2 separate regions of the Homo sapiens genome follow, and region 2 is linked to region 1. A link is a loop called in an ENCODE intact Hi-C map of the cell type or tissue named here. Cell type or tissue: breast epithelium. All regions are shown on one strand. Each heading gives the region's core, and the rest is flanking DNA. Links, peaks and the distances in the headings are about the cores only. Region 1 has its middle 320 kb from the start of CDH2-AS1. Region 2 holds the start of LOC105372035 (a long non-coding RNA gene).

The links. A loop is a pair of places that touch in the nucleus more often than their neighbours do. Peaks named below come from ENCODE experiments on the same cell type or tissue, not always from the same donor. Only the 100,000 strongest peaks of a DNase experiment are listed, where the experiment ranks them.
Region 2: it touches region 1 in a loop (7-fold over the local background); 14 of 110 quality-filtered maps call a loop at or near these places.

The regions. Positions count from the first base shown.
Region 1 is chr18:27,596,072-27,604,599 of GRCh38, reverse strand. No RefSeq gene overlaps it. Among named protein-coding and RNA genes, the nearest start is that of CDH2-AS1, 320 kb to the left of the region's middle. In breast epithelium, for the core only: a CTCF peak has its summit at 5,188 (motif pointing right); a DNase peak (open chromatin) is centred at 5,193.
Region 2 is chr18:26,821,190-26,829,717 of GRCh38, reverse strand. It overlaps LOC105372035 (a long non-coding RNA gene), which reads left to right and starts at 4,566. Exons shown (of 3, transcript NR_188008.1): 1 at 4,566-4,750; 2 at 5,318-6,199; 3 at 7,169-7,377. In breast epithelium, for the core only: no CTCF peak of the experiment used is centred there; no DNase peak of the experiment used is centred there.

The DNA.
Region 1 (8,528 bases), core at 251-8,250:
TAAGCTGATCATGAATATTCAGGGAGTGCTGTGAGTTAACTCTAAGACAATAAAGAGAGCAGAGTTAGGAAGGGGCTAACTGCTCTGCATAAGTCTGGATTATATATTATGTATATTACATATATACAGAAAGTGTGAAAAACCATTGAAGGGTAATGTTTTAAATCCATGAAACGTGTTTTGTTTCTATCTTATCCAATGTAAAGTGAATATATTGTAGAATTTGACTACTAAGGGGAAACTAACCAAAAATCAATTGATTGAAAAATACAAATTTTACTCTAGAAAATGCATGTCCAATGTGATATTTCCTGAAATGTTTTGGTTTGTGATCAAATTAAATGGATGACTACCAAATTTCACTTAACAGTGTATTAGGTAACCACATACTGGCTCTTCAATGTAAGGCGAATTAGACAGCAAGGAATTTTTCAAGTGTCTCAATAAAATAAATAAAACAAACTTCTTCCTCTAATACCCACCATACACTCTCCTCTTCAAAACATATGAAATTCTCCACTATGCTTTGTTGATGTAAAACAAATTTCCTGGTTACGCTTTATCTACTTTACCCTAGTTCCATTTCTTAAAATGAATTTTACTCTTGTATTAAAGTAACCTTTAACATAAAAATGCAAAAATATTGAAAAGTAGCTTATAAAATATTCCTTTATACCCAGCTCTTAAAGATTCCCACTTTTAAGTATGTGAGTATGTATTTGCAGACCAGAAAGACAGTTAAACATTGCTTCTCATGGTTTTCCAGGCTACATGTTTTACACAAAGATTTTTAAATATCTCATCATTATGAGTTCATATGGTTTCTGACTCCAGTAGCTCTAGTCAGAAGTGAATTTGGTATTCAGATGAACCTTCCATGGTCATTGTAATTCATTGTAATAAAACAATTATTAACAGAAGTTTAAGACAATACTGCCATTCCCACTCTGGTATGGTTACTGCTTTATTTTCTTCATCATCAATTAATATTCTATTTATAGGGAACCAGTAAAGTTACTGTAGAAAGTCTGCCATGATATAACATATAGCTACCGAGTTCTTTAAAATTAGTTTTACCTGAACTTGTATAGCAACTTTTTGATTGTGCAACAATATCATACTAAGTGCTGGAGTATGGGAAAAGTGATGTGAAAAAAAAAAGCCTCTTGTATGAACCAAATAATTTACTCAAATTTTATGAGCAGTAGATTCCTCTCCAAGGCCTTTTTTCTAGAATTATTTCTTGCTTTCTGCATTTCTAGAATTTTTGACATTATTCATACAAACATACTTACATTTTATGAATATATTATTTAAGAACAATATTAATTATAAAGTCACTTTGGGATAATCATAACCTACTCTTTTATATGCTGGAAATGAAACAAAAACAGCCACAAACATGCCAAAGAGTGATGTGCCTTAATTCCTTTGCATTTCTCTCCTTAAAGATCCATTAGCAGTTCCAGATCCAATATGCTTCTGCTTTTTAAAGGCACTGCTCCTCGATGCTGTTGATGTAGTTGAGCAGCTGTCTGGGGAAGTTGACCTAGTAGTCAAATGGCTCTACTATTAAGAAATTTGCTTAGTGAAAGGCTAGTCTTTAAAATATCACCTTTCCACAGATGGGAGCATGCCTCTGTTTCCATAGCAGACAGGTCTCAGTGGGAGCAAGCTCATAATTCATTTAAAAACAGACGCTAAGCTGGAAATTCAAATGTGAAGGACTACCAGGTGTCACCTGCTCTCGGTGTTGGGTGGAGCTGTTTCATCTTTTCCCTAAAGCACATTTCTCCAACCGCATAACTTGGTTAGAGTAAAATAGGCTGCAGCATTTCCTTCTTATGCATTGGGTAAGCATTAGTGTTCCCTGAGATCAGCTTACCCCTGAGGCCAGCCAAGCTGTGTTGGCTTCTCACATGGTGATTTTGAATAACCTTAGTGGTCCTCTGAATGTGGCTGCAGACCCTCTGGCCATTTTTATTTTTCTGATATAGATACATTTTCAATTTATCATTTGTATGTAAGGCCATCTGCTGTTTTCCTTGAGATTTGAGAAAGTCAAAAGCTAGATATTTGGAAGAGCTGTTATTTGCCCCCTCCAGATCCATCTCCCCCTGTCCCTGCCCTGCTTGCTGTCTGGGAGGGTGACTCCTGTGGATTGCATCCATCAGTTTTCCTTGTCTTCTGCTTGTCTGATAGATTTGGGGGTGGAAGAGTCAGACAAAGAACTGGCAGAAAGAGAAGTTCTGGTACTTATTCTTTAGTTCCTCTGCCTGGCCATGGGATGGTAGTGGCTGTATTGCGCAATGAAGGTCATGGATCCCATCATGGTAGCCCTCTCCTAGGGCTAGAAATCTTACCTAGTCCTGTAACTGCTCCTCTTTTTTCCTCTTCTTGTCTAAGTATGACAGTAGCTTCCGCTAGCCTAGGATTTTTCCATCCCTTATTGGTTTCTCTCAACTCTGCTAAATGTTTATAAATAGTCCTGTGGCAGACATTCCCTAGGGTAGTCCCCAAATGTGTCAAGCCCATGTGTAACCCCCTCTCCTTAAGTATAGATAGAACCTGTGACTTGCTTCTAACCATTAAAATATGGCAAAGGTGATACAACTCTTGATTAGAATGTGTATGAGGCTCTGCTGGCCTTGAAAAAGCAGCATGTTGTGAATTTCCTGAGGTTGAAAAATACACACATACACACACACACACACTCTCACACACACGCACTTATATATGTTATATATATATAGACATACACACACACACACACACACACACACACATATGTATAGGCTCAGATCAGCCTTTTTGTTTTATTAAGGTTCTCAGCTGTCTGGATGAGGCCCATCCACATTAGGGAGAGCATCTGCTTTACTCAGTCTACTGATTCAAATGTCAATCTCATCCAAAAACACCCTCATAGGCACACCTAGAATAATGCTTGACCAAATGTCTGGGCATCCCATAGTCCAGTCAAGTTGACACATAAATTTAACCACCATAGTGAACTCTAAGACCTTATGACAGCCCCTCGCCAGCAAGCAAATAGGGATGCCAGTCTCATAACTATAAGAAATTCTGCCAACAAGCTGAAGGCACTTGGTCAGGAATCTTTCCCCAGTCAGGCCTCTGATGAGACCACAGCCCCACCCAACATCTGGATTGCAAACTGATGAGACTACGAGCAGAGGACCCACATAAATTGTGACAAGACTCCTGATTTACAGAAACTGTGAGATAATACATGAGTCTATTTTAAGCCACTAAGTTTGTGGTAATTCATATGCAGCAGAAAACTCACACAAGTTCTTTCATTAAATGTTCTATTGAAGGTGATTATTTGTTTCTTTCTAGGATCTTAAATCATACAGGTAGACCAGGAGTTGGCAACCATTGTCTGTAAAGAGTCAGATAGTAAATATTTTAAGCTTTGTGGATCATAAACACCCTGTTGAGTATTCTTCTCTCTTTCTCTTTTTCCTCCATCTAATTGAAACTGTAATAATAATTCTTAACTCATGGGCTGTACAAAAACAGATGACATACTAGATTTAACACATAGGCCATTATTTGCCAACCCCTGGATAGACAAATATATGGTATCTAGGCAATGTGCATGTAACATGTTCACTGTATTGCTATATACATATTCATCAAAACCCATTTCCTCAATTTCCCAAGCCCAAATCTTGGTAATATTTCTCAATGTATGTGGAAGTACTGGTGGCTAGGTGTCTGAATTCCTTCCAGCAAAATGAGGATAAAATAAAGTATACAAATTCCAGGTCTGGTCACACAAATGTCTGGTGCAATTCTTCTCCTCACGCCTTATCTGGAGTGAAAGGCTCCAAGGTCCTAGTGAATGAATGGAAGTGTCACAAGGTGGAGGGACCCTGGGTCCCTTATCTTGGCGTGAAAGACTGCCCACAGAATATTTGCATGTAACTATTGTGTGTGAGAAATAAACTTTTATTGAGTGTCCAGCAACTGAGATTTAGGGGTTCATTCTTTTAAATATATCTCAAAGCTGAAGATACCAAGGGGCAGCTCATTTTATTTGCATTTTCAGAAGAGAATGCCTCAAAGACCTGTTTTGATCACATCAATAAGGGAAACTTTTCTGACATCATTTGGTGCAGGTGTGCTGTGTGGAAATGAGTAAGAGTAGGAAAGACCCAAGAGGGTTAGATTATGGCTCTAGAATACACATCAGATTAGTGAAAAATTCCACAGCTGATGGCCCTTATCCTGTGCTCTTGCCACTACTTTATGCTTCTTCTGTCTTTGAGACAGAGCTCTCTCTTCCACCCTGCTCCACTCCATCCTAAGAGGCTTCCTGGATCCCTGGGAACACATCTGCTCTCCTTGTGCTCAGCAGGGCGAGAGGTGATGTCAATACCCTCCCGCTCCGGACATCTACTTCTCATGTCATCACACACTTGCCACTCCAGTGAGCTCCTTACCACAGAACTCCAGCCCTTCACGTTTCTAACATCCCTACTCTTATGAGCTTCTACTGAAAGGCATATAAACACCCCCATAAAATGGACATGAATCTTGAAAGCCATTTAAATCTCATTACTTCAGACTCTTTGAAAGGTAGTTCCTATTCAACAAAAAATTTCTCATGCAAGAAAATCATTGTACTTTGTTTGATCAATTTCATTGGAATACAGTAGTGCATTTCTTTCTGGGATTTGTCTTTGCCCTGAAAAGCAAAATGACTTGGTGGGTTGTGGGTTTCATTCGAGGCCTTTGGCAGAGCTATTGACAACATCCTTAGAGAGTTGGAATCAATAGGAATAGAATAAAAAAGGACACATTGCTTTTACACATGGGTTATTGCAGCATACATCTATTTATAGTGAACTTCATCAATATGGATGATTGCCTTAAGCTACCATATTGTCTTTTAAAGCCTTCAATTTAAAGCCTTCATCCATTTAAAGCCTTCAAAGAATTCAAATGCCAAGCATATTAAAGAAGCAAGTCTGGAACGCAGACTATTCAAATATAAAAGAGTCAATAGGAAGAGACAAAAATTTCCTAAATAATTAATTATGAAGATCATTGCTAAAGTAACATCTCTGTGTGTGTGTGTGTGTGTGTGTGTGTCACAATACAAAGGATGATGTCTTTCTGATGCACAAAGGCAAGGTGTCAAGCTGAGGCAGTGCTTGCCCAGTAACACTAGGTGGCAGCAGTGGGTTTTTAGCCAATGCACTCTCCTTTTTCCAATGGGCAGAAGTTACCATGATTAAGAATCAATGAATTGATGAATAACTAGATTTGGATTACATATAAAGACATGGAATTCAGTGTATCTCTTTTTAAACACATGAAATATTACAAATGCTATCAGAGTGTGAGGAAGCAAACTTGTCATACAAGGGAATATCAGGAATGATATGAGTATAGTCCATGACAATTGAATATAACATACATAAAATTGAAAGCCTTCCTTTTGCAGAAAATAAACTATTCCTTTAGAAGAAGGAATAGTTTCACAAAAGACTTGCATTTAAAACACTAGCAGTTGCTACCCATGGAGAGTGCTTAGCCATTTGTAATTTGTAAGGGAGTGACTTGTCAAAATATGATTGATATTTGAAAGGTAACTTGAACTTTTGTTGATTTATTTTCTGTAATGTTACTCAATATTTTTAAGACTCTGGTGTAAATATCTCTTAACACAAGAGAAACCTATTAACCCTTCTGGAAAGAACTAAATTGTGTGTCAATTTTTGAAGGAAGAAATAAAACAAAATTAACAATCTGACCTTAGTTTGGCATGTTGGGTCAAGAAATAAAGATCGTATATGTTCCCAGGTTCTAACAAGGTTTTACTCAGCATTTACTCTCGATAAGTGAAAGCAAGTTTGGAGTCCTGTTACCAACAGAGGTAGGATGATGCCGAGGAAGAAGATCTGGACAGAGTCCGAATTTTAGTTCTAGCTTTGCCTCTAACTTGTCACCTTGAGTCAGTAATTCAACAAACCTAGATGTCGAGTGTTCCTTTTGAAATATGTAAAGGGTGTATGTTTTTTTAGATAATTTGTAAACTCTCATATGATCAACAGATTCTAATTTATTTGTATAATCATCAGTTGGTATATGTATTTGGCTTATAATGTGAAGAACCTGTGTATGTGTGTGTGTGTGTGTGTGTGTGCATGTGTGTGCTGTTTTAAATTCACAGCCAAAGCAATATACCCATAAGTATTGCTTCTTGTGCAGGGCTACACTGTGTATTTATTAATGTATTTTACAAATAGTCCTTGAGAACATTGTGCAAGTCTCTGTGTAATATTGTAGTCAGGAGGAAAAAGAGACAATAACAAGCAATTTTGTTACAACCAGAGAGAATTATTTGCATTTTTATCATGATTTCCTTTACCCTCATTTACAGAATGCAAATTGAGCACCTTTAAGTGAAATCTACCACAGGGAGCAATGTCCTGAAGTCATTACACCTTGGCTCAGGTGCCAGTGATCAAACAGACCTGATTCTGCCAAAATGGAGAACCGTCCTTTAGGCCCAGAGAGCCATGGCAGGTGATATTTAAACTATTCAGCATTTATCACACAGCTTGGACTCCATGTCATTCCTGGAAACCATGGTTCCCAATGTGGCAACTTTCAGGCTTTCCTATACTACCAATTTTTCTTCAGGGAAATGGCACCACTGTTAAAGGGAATCATGGTTATAACATATCATGAAATTAGGAATGGTAGGACTGGGAAAGTTTCATGCCTGAGCACAACTAACATGCATTGAGCATCTGCCATGTTCCAAGCTCTGCTCTACATACTTTATCAATAGTATCTCATTTAATCTTCATATAATAATATGAAATGTATATGATTGATTTATAGATGAGGACTCTAAGGTGAAGGAAAGTTAAGAAATTTGCCTAAAGTAATAAGTGGTAGAACCAGGATTTGAACCCTGCAATTCTCAGTCCTGAGCCATGATCTAAACTATCACTTCAGGTAACTAGTCTCAGAACTAAATCTTCTGCTGTGTATGCACCAGAATGCAAGAATAATGAGATATTGTTGAAGAATTAATTCAATTAGCATATAGCTGTTGTCTTTTGGCTTGTCAACCCTAGTATCCCTTTAAGAAAGAACTAAAGTATTGATACCCAATGAGGACAATCAATTTGCAAAAACTCTCACTGTAATCTTCCTTGGCATCATTAGTGGGAAGGCCTTTTGCTCTTCAGTCAATACCACTTGCTTAAAAAATAACCCCAAACCTCAACGGTTTTGAAGGATTTTTTGTTATTTTAGAATGAGTCATTTGAAAAGATATTTCACCATTTTTATACCAAAAAACATCCCTATTCTATATCCCTTTATTGATCTATGGCTTTTATTACTAACAGGTCCAGCAGTCAATAGATCAATGCTGCTCAGGAAGTTTCTATTTCTCACCTATTACAACAGAAAGAAGCACAGATAGTTAATGACAGTATAAATGATCACTCTCAATAATTACTTTCGTCCAATACTTCCTGGTTAAATGTGCATAAAAAATAAATTAAACTGGTTAGCTTCTGATGGGATACATATTCCATAGCTGTAAATTGGTTACATTATTTGTAATCCTCAAAGATGCAGGAGAGAATACTAAAACATTTCCAATTAATGGAGAGGTGTGAGCCCATGGGAAACCTTGTCTTTGACCAATGATCTCTTCATTGGAGGCAAAATAATCTCTTTGGTTTCATGTACTATGGAAACTACATTTTTCCTTACCTCAACCAAGAGGTGAATATCACCAGGATGATCATTTAATTTCATATTTTATTAAAACACTTAATGCAAAGCCATGTTATAACTGAAGGCAAAGCACAGAGCCAAGTGTAAGAAGCTCTTCTTCAGAACATAGTAATGAGAGAATTACCACATTAATCTATGTAAAAAGGCCCTTTAGAGATTTTCATGCCTCCCGTGGTTTCATTTTCCAAGGAAATGTGGAGTAAGAAGAGCTTCAAACAAATTATTCATCATTAAACATTTTACGTTTACAGGTACAGCTCTGTGAAGCCATTGCTTCTCTGGTGACATGTGATGTGACACTTGGTTTCGGCTGAGTTCTCCATGGCACCCACCAGCAGTGCCACACCTTGATCCAGGGCACACAGAGCTGTCACTCAGCCAACAAATAGGTCTTGGACAGGCTGAGCCTCCTCTGTTATATAAATGGGCATCCTCCAAGTAGCGACTCGTCTGCTATCTGTCTGATAATTTGTATCCAATTGATAGATGCTGGCAAACAACAAAAAAAAACTATGGGTAGTGTTTTCATAGTGCTATTTATAAATGGTGACCACACATCCTGGACTATCAATAGCCTGCTCAGCTCTCTTTGAAATTTCAAAAAGGGGGAAAATATTAGAAGTGAGACTAAAACTATTTTTGTAAATGTGTGTTTGCCCCGTAGGAGTCTTGCCTGATTTTCTATGGTTCCAGAATCACCCAAGCGGATAATGAAGTGAGTTGCAGTTAAGATGGAG
Region 2 (8,528 bases), core at 260-8,259, 770 kb after region 1:
TTAGGTCTGTCTCTCCCGCGTGGTTTAGGTCTGTCTCTCCTGCATAGTTTAGGTGTGTCTCTCCCACATGGTTCAGGTCTGTCTCCCCTGTGTGGTGTGTCTACCCCATGTAGTTTAGGCGCGTCTGTCCCGTGTGGTTTAGGTGTGTCTCTCCCACTTGGTTTAGGCGTGTCTCCCTGCATGGTTTAGGTCTGTCTCTCCCGCGTGGTTTAGGTGTGTCTTTCCCATGTGGTTCAGGTCTGTCTCCCCTGCGTGGTATGTCTACCCCACGTGGTTTAGGTGTGTCTCTCCCACATGGTTTAGGTGTGCCTCCCCCGCGTAGTTTAGGTCTGTCTCTCCCGCATGGTTTAGGTCTGTCTCTCCCGCGTAGTTTAGGTGTGTCTCTCCCGCGTGGTTTAGGTGTGTCTCTCCCGCGTGGTTTAGGTCTGTCTCTCCCGCGTGGTTTAGGTCTGTCTCTCCTGCATAGTTTAGGTGTGTCTCTCCCACATGGTTCAGGTCTGTCTCCCCTGTGTGGTGTGTCTACCCCATGTAGTTTAGGCGCGTCTGTCCCGTGTGGTTTAGGTGTGTCTCTCCCACTTGGTTTAGGCGTGTCTCCCTGCATGGTTTAGGTCTGTCTCTCCCGCGTGGTTTAGGTGTGTCTTTCCCATGTGGTTCAGGTCTGTCTCCCCTGCGTGGTATGTCTACCCCATGTGGTTTAGGTGTGCCTCTTCCGCATGGTTTAGGCATGTCTCTCTCGCATGGTTTAGGTTTGTCTCCCCCACATGGTTTAGGTGTGTCTCTCCCGCATGGTTTAGGCATGTCTCTCCCGCATGGTTTAGGTCTGTCCCTCCCGCGTGGTTTAGGTCTGTCTCTCCCACATGGTTTAGGTCGGTCTCTCCCATGTGGTTTAGGTCTGTCTCTCCTGCATAGTTTGGTAACCAACACAATATTGTCTTGCAAAGTTTTTTGAAAAAACAGCTGCCAAGGTTCACATTTTGGGAATTTTTTAATAAAAATTAGACCTTTAAATTCTTAAAAATTGGGTAATGAGGCCACACTGGACCTCCATCCTCACTGGCAGCCATCAGCTGGAGCCCAGTTGCTTGTGGTCCCTTTGAGTAAACTGTGACTCTGGACACATATTCTGTCCCTCACTCCACACTGCCTCTTCCACCAGATTCCCTCAACTCGTGTATGTCACCTGCCAGGTTCCTAGAAGCATCTGAGATTGTGTTCGGTGACCAGGAGGCAGTAAGGCAGGGCTTTGAGCACTCAGTTAGAGCAGCTCTGTTGCCACCAAAACATAAATTAACATTTGGTTTTGTCCTTCTCCCCTTTGAGAAAGAGTTTGTGGAATTGATTTTTTGCAGGTGCAACAAATATATCTACGTGCAGACTAAAACCAAGTGGGGAAACTAGAATTCCTTTCAGGGATGGCTGCCCTAAATGAGACAAAAAGAAGAAATTCTTCAATGCACCAGGAAGAAAGGGAAGAATGGGAGTGAAAGGGTGGAGCTAGCAGACAGGGGAGGAAAGGTTGTGCCCTATGATATGACTCCTCCCAGTGACCCACCAACTCAGCAAGGTTTCCCGAAAAAGTGAAAGGAAGGTGGGAATGAAGGAGGGAGAAAGGAAACAGGAAGAGAAGGAAAAGAAAAGGAGGGAGAGGAAGTGTGAAAGGACAGGCTAGCTTGATATAAGATAGCTAAAGAGGCCAAATTCTGCATTTAGGGTTTCACTAAACCCAGCAGAGCAGCCAGCATCCACACAGGAGCCCAGGGACAGAAGGACACACAAAAAGACAGCTGAAGAAACTTGCAGAAATTAATATGATGCTTCTGGATTCTCATGGCCTCGGAGGTAGTGTTTCGAGTCAAGTCTAAGTCTATCTCAAAAGCACAGGGCATCCCAGTGTTACACTAATTCATAAGGCAGTAACTCTTACAAAGGAAGCCTATTCCCCTCTGAGCCTCAAGGAGGCTCACAGGGTCGACAGCAAGTATGGAAAAATCAGTGGATAATAGTCTCAAACTATTTTGTTCATCTCTAAACAACCAGTTTCCAACATTTCATGAAAAATTCCTTTAGCAATGTTAGAAAGCTTTAGATTCATAATTCCCCTCTCAACCCACCAACACACACACACAAATGCACACACACTTTCCTTCTCTAAAAACAAAACAGCAGTATTGACAACCATGTCTATTTTGGTATCATGACAAACTTATCTACGTATATTCTGGAAGGATTACAATGACTGATGGGGAAATTTTTTTAAAGAGAAACTTAAACCTGATGTAGGATAATTGCACCTCTGGTAATCTCTTGGGATTTGCATTCCTTTTTTTTTTTTTTAACTTTTCAACTGTTTTGAGGAAACACTCCCCAGAGGCCAGGTGTTTAGGATCAAGATCTGACTAACCGACAGTCAAAATGATGTTGATGACCATAAGCAACAATAGTAATCAGAAGAAATAACTGTGATGATAGTAATAATCCTGGAGGTGCCATCGGAGCCAAATGTTGCCATGGAAACTGTGAAAATGAGAGGGGGTGGGAGACATAGAAAATATTTTACGATGGAGTGCCGTGTTCCTGGAACTTCTGAGAATGAGCTCATGTATTGTATCCTAAAGAAGATTCAGATAAATAGCAATGTTTCATGGTTATACACAATAGAGTTAAGGACAAAACGACTTGCCAAGATAGGAAAGGACGTGCTGGGGTGATGGGTATTTGGGGTGATGGGTATTTGCCTTCAGGGTCTGCCTCAGAGAAACAGCTGCACACCATCTTTTTACAGAGAATTTAACCAGCTGCACTGTAAGGAATGTACAAAACAAAAAGAAAATGTTTTGAACATGGTAGTTCTTTCCCATCTGCACAGCTGTCCAGAGCAGTTCAAGTTTAATAGTTGCACACTTCACTCTACAATATCAAAACTTTCTGAGTCCCAAGATTGAAATCTGAATGGCTATAAAAACCTCTCCAGCTATTTCCTAAGAACATAAAGAAAATGCTGGTGCAGAAAGACGTCAGAAAATCCATCTGGATTGCTTTTGAGCTTGGCAAGTCTATCTCTGATGTATTGTTTTGTTGTTTAAAAACACTTATCACGATGTTATACAATTATATATGAAATCATTCTTCATGTTAGGAAACACCCTGGCTACTAAAACTTGCAAAGAGAATCACTCTCATTTGCTGGGATAGCCAGCCTGTCTACATGTCCGCCCACTCTCAAGCAAGCCCTGGAGAAGCTGGGCCACAGAAGGTGAGCCAGGTCCTTCCAGCCACGGTGCTCACATGCAAGAGGACCAGAGGACAACCTCCCTGTATATGGTAGCTTCACCAAGCACAGCTTGCCATAAGCACCCAGATATGAATGTCTAGAATGATCAGTAATCGGGAAGTTCCTTCACTAACAAGAATAGTCTTCCCTTCTCATTGGCTGACACTTTGTGTCAGTATAGAATGTTCTCCATTCTCCATTCTCCTTCCTACATGTGAGACAATAGCTACTAATTTATCCTCCTTTCCCTGAATAAATATATTGTGATGGTAGAGGTATATCTGGTTACCAGCATGCAAGCTAATCTGTTAATAATACGGTACCTAAAAGTATTCATCTTTTTATTTTGCTCTTCTTCCCAGAAATTTAAGAGGCTAAAGGGAATATTATGTGCTTACGTTTCTCTAACTCAAAGTGCATAATACTGAATAATTCTTCCCAGTGACACTCTGAGAGAGTTACACATGTCTCCTAGTGAAAACCGGTTTGGAGAGCCAGATAGAACTGTACTTAAATCCAATCCCAGCTTTGCCACTTACCAGCTGTGGGAACTTCATCTTTCTAAACCTCATTTCTCTCCTTCACAGAAGAAGGATGATGAAATCACTAAAGCTATTGAGAGAATTAAAGGAAAGCACATATGCACCATCCCTTGTCCATAGCAAGTGCTCAGCGTTTTTATTATAGGTGACAAGTAGATACCTGATAAGTTGTTATAAAACATTTGTTCACCCTAATGGAAAGAAGAGTAAGGCAGCATGATGCAAAACTATAGAGTTTTGTGCTGAAAATGCCTTTTCTAATCATGAGGAGTCACTTCCACTAGAGCCGGAACAGCAGCTTCCGAGGGTCTGCAGACAGGGAAGTCGGTGGCACCCAGAGGGTCATCCCAGTGCGGATGGGGGAGTCTTCTACCCTTCCCAGAGGGTCACCCCAGTGTGGATGGGGGAGTCTTCTACCCTTCCTACAATAACCCCTGGAAATCTCCAAAAACACACAGCATTTCCAGAGTTTTCCCCAAAGTAAGAAATTGAAGAGAAAAAAAAAAACACCCTCTAAGGACAACAACCCACTCTCATTTGTTGGCGCCCTGAGGCATCTGACAACAATAACAACAACAACAAAAAAAAATAGCCATAGCCATCACCCCAGTTTGGAAACATTCTTCAACCACAGACCTGGCTCCAGGTTGCTTCTGAGGTCTCACAAAGTGACGGCTTTCTCTGAGCCCTTTCCTGGTAGTGATTTAGAATTCTGCAAACAATCTAGAATACAGGCCTCAGCCCTCTTCATCACTAACAATTCTGTTTTCACACTTATCCAGCCAAGTTGCGAGAGAAACCCCTGAAGTAGTCTAAAACACATATTCAGTTATCAAAATTTTTGGTCCTCAAGTCACTTTGATTTTACTAAAAGCAATCATTTGAAGGACATCTTGTCAGCTGGAATCCCAAACAAACAGACGAGCGTGAAACAGGAGTAAGTGATTTGAATTCTAACAGTTTTCCCTTGAAATAAGCTTTGTAGTAAAGGTTGTGATGACAAGAAAAGATAAAAGAGAGCAGAGCTGCAAATAGAGTTCAGGATGACTTAAAAATCAAGTATAAACATAAAATGCTAGGAGTTTAGCCAGATGAGCACGCAGGAAAATCTCAGCCCTCCCTTCTTTCATTAAGATTTCTATTTCATATACTCTGAAGGTTGATGTCAAAGGGTGAATAAGCACCGAGGAACCCCTTGGGAAAGGTTCAGAGGGCTCCTGGTCAAGGTTAGCCCTATCATTAGGCAAAAGAGGCAGTAGCCTAGAGCCAAAGAGTATTAGGAGCAATGAAAACGTGTAGTGACTGGATACCCTTTGGCTGACTTCAGGCTTGCAGGCATCACAACATTTTCCAGTGTACCTAGGGCAACAAAAGTCTTCATCTCCACCTCTCAATTCAATCCAGGACATACAGTACTGATTTCCAACATTAAATTACATTGAGGGTTTTTTACTATTGTTGAATATAGCTATTTCCCATTGCTTATAATGCATATCTCTTTTAGGAAAAAAGAACAGAAAAATAAACGTGAAAGAGCTACATAATGTGAGATACCATCTACTCAAAAGTGTTTTAATAAGCAGATTTTGTTGATTTATACATTTCTATTGCGTGAATAGATTCATTGGATCTGTAAAACAACACCGGATTTTAAGGGATTTTAAACTACATTTGCTTAAAGACACGGGGCATTATCCAAGGGCTGCCATTCTGTATGTTGATACAGCTGTTGACCTACCAGAACCTACATACTTGATGATAATAACTCAAAAACTGTCTCTTTACCAGCCTTTAATCAAGTAGGAAAGATTTGTTGGAGCTCTCACTGCCTTCTATAAAACCTGCTGTTTGGTACCCATGGAATACCAAATTCTCACAACTGCTAGGCCACTCGCTAGTGCTGTATATCCATACAATTCTGTCCCAGACCCTGCCTTGTATGCCTAGCAACATGTGAAGATTTCTATTTCTAAATCCAGTCATTCCAGTTGTACTTATTACTGTCATTATGCAGTCTCATTAAATATTATTAAAAGCAATTATTATGGATATGAAGAACAAAAGATCTACTTCCTCTACAAAAACCAAATCAAATGCATTGAAAAGAGACAATAAAGTCAGGTCACCTTAAAAATAAATACTGTCATCTTAAGTTTGACCAAGACAACCATAAAAGATTGAGGAAGGAAATCAGATCATTTAAAAATGGGAAGAATAGTGGTCTTAGATTGCTTTGTAAGTTTCTGTAAGTTCCTCCTTCACCTAAGAAACTGAAGCTTCACATGGCCAATGATGCTGTGTAGGTGTCACTTGTCTGTGAGAGCCAATGAAGAACATTAATCAGAAGAACCAAACTCAAGAACAAGGTCATTTCCTGCTTCACAAGGTTGGTGAATTGGTGTATAATTATGGGTTTCTATTTATTTATTTATTTATTTATTTATTTATTTATTTATTTATTTATTTTGAGATGGAGTCTTGCTCTGTAGCTCAGGCTGGAGTGCAGTGGCACGATCTCGGCTTACTGCCACCTCTGCCTCCCGGGTTCAAGTGATTCTCCTGTCTCAGTCTCCCAAGCAGCTGGGATTACCGGTGCCTGCCACCATGCCTGGCTAATTTTTTTGTATTTTTAGTAGAGATGGGGTTTCAACATGATAGTCAGACTGGTCTCGAACTCCTGACCTCAAGTGATCCACCCGCCTTGGCCTCCCAAAATGTTGGGATTACAGGCATGAGCCACAGCACATAAGATTTGTGTAAGCTATTTTTACGCTTCTGTACGTTAACTGACTTTTTTGATTGGGTGATCCACTAAGGGTTTTATTTTGGTCAAAGAAGAATAATTGCATTTTATTACACATGAAATGATATTTTGGGATGGTACTGAGGTAGTTTCTCCTTTTCTATTGTCAGGGCCATCTTTACTTTGAAAGATACAGAAAGACTGTGTATATCCTTGCTTGTGATCTTCCCAATCAGTAGCATCTGTTTCTAGGTCAGATGGCATACAAGTTCCTCCTCTGCTAAGAGTTACTGCTTTTGTGCCTCCCCAAAAAGATATAATAAAAATAAGATTGAATATGGTCTTTTAATCTTGGAGTCATAAAAGAAATGTTGAGGGGCAGGGGCTCAAATCACTCCCAGATGAGACACCACAACTTGAAAAGTGATAGAGCATATGGCTTTGCATGTGTGAGGCTTCCTCTTGGAAAACAATAAAGGCAAATCACAGACAGGATCGGGAACACTGATTATTGCTTGGGTGTAATTTATTATATCTTAGATTCTGGAAAACAAAACATAGCAACATGCTTCACTCTTGTCATGCAGAGAATCTGTGACTATTTCTCTGTAGATAATCAGAGCCCGGATAATGGTCCTGAGATTGTCTAGGTGCCACTGTGAAAAATGCCTCAACCACAAATGGATTTCTAAGTAGCCAGACCTAATGGGCCACCTTTAATGATCAACAGAGCCAAATCTTGTTATTTCATACTTAAGGTAACTGGAGCAGGTAAACCACATATGATCTGATCAGTGTACTCATTAAAGAAAAAGTTGATGTATTTGCTCTAATATATGTCCCTGTGTCAGATATATGTGCCAATGACACATCAGAAAAATTTCTGTTAAGTAGATAATCATTGATTAACCTAATTAATTTCATAAATTAATTTTCCCCATAACTATAATAAAACTTTTTATGATGTGGTTTGATATATACAGATTATAAAATATCCAGGTTAAACCATGTCTATGCAAACACTTCCTAAAATGTGGATACTATAATACAACGTTACTTGCCTCCATCTCAGGAGGCTTTCCTTTTTGATATACCTATCATCCCTCTGGTGATATTTAATTAGGAATAATTACTGCAATCATTTACCTTAACTTAACCATCTTGGTCAAACTACTTTCTCTCTAAATTCTAAAAAAGATCCACCATGAAAGGTGAGTCACCTTGAAATCATACCATTATGATGAAAATTGCCAGGATCACCATAGCTTACTGCCACAAGGCACAGTCATCTTTGTCTTAGCAGAGTTCTAAGAGGAAATCTTAGGATGCACTGTACTACAGTTCACTTTTAAGAGCTGGTAACCACCTGGGACTCCATTAATCCTGACTTACTAAAAAAGAGATATCAAAGAAAAAAGCATATTGTCCACTTCCTTATTTTTATTTTAAACTCCAGAATTTCCTTAACAAAATGTAATTCCAATGCAAGCATTCTAAATGGGAAGTTTAACTGATAAATAAAGTTGTGTTCTCAAGGTGGTAGAAAGAAGATAGGAAGGAGGGAGGGAGAAAGGAATGGGGGGAGGAAGGGAGGAAGAGATGGGGAGAGAAGAAAAAAAGGAAGGGGTGGGAGAAAAAGATGGCATGTTTTCTCTAAAGAAATTTTTTTTTTTTTTTTTTTTTTTTTTTGAGGCATGGACTTGTTCTGCCAGCTAGGCTGGAGTGCAGTGGTGCAATCATAGTTTACTGCAGCCTTGAACTTCTGGGCTCAAGTAATCCCCTGCCTCAGCCTCCCACAGCAGTGGGATTATAGGAATGAGTCACCATGCCCAGCCATTGTTTTTTAAATATTACTTTTAAACAAGGAAAAGAGATATGCAGCCACTAATTGAATAGCTAAAGCTTTCTTGATGTGATGACTACATAACACTCTCAGAGAAAAATTCTAAGAGGTGCGGGAGAGTGTAAAATT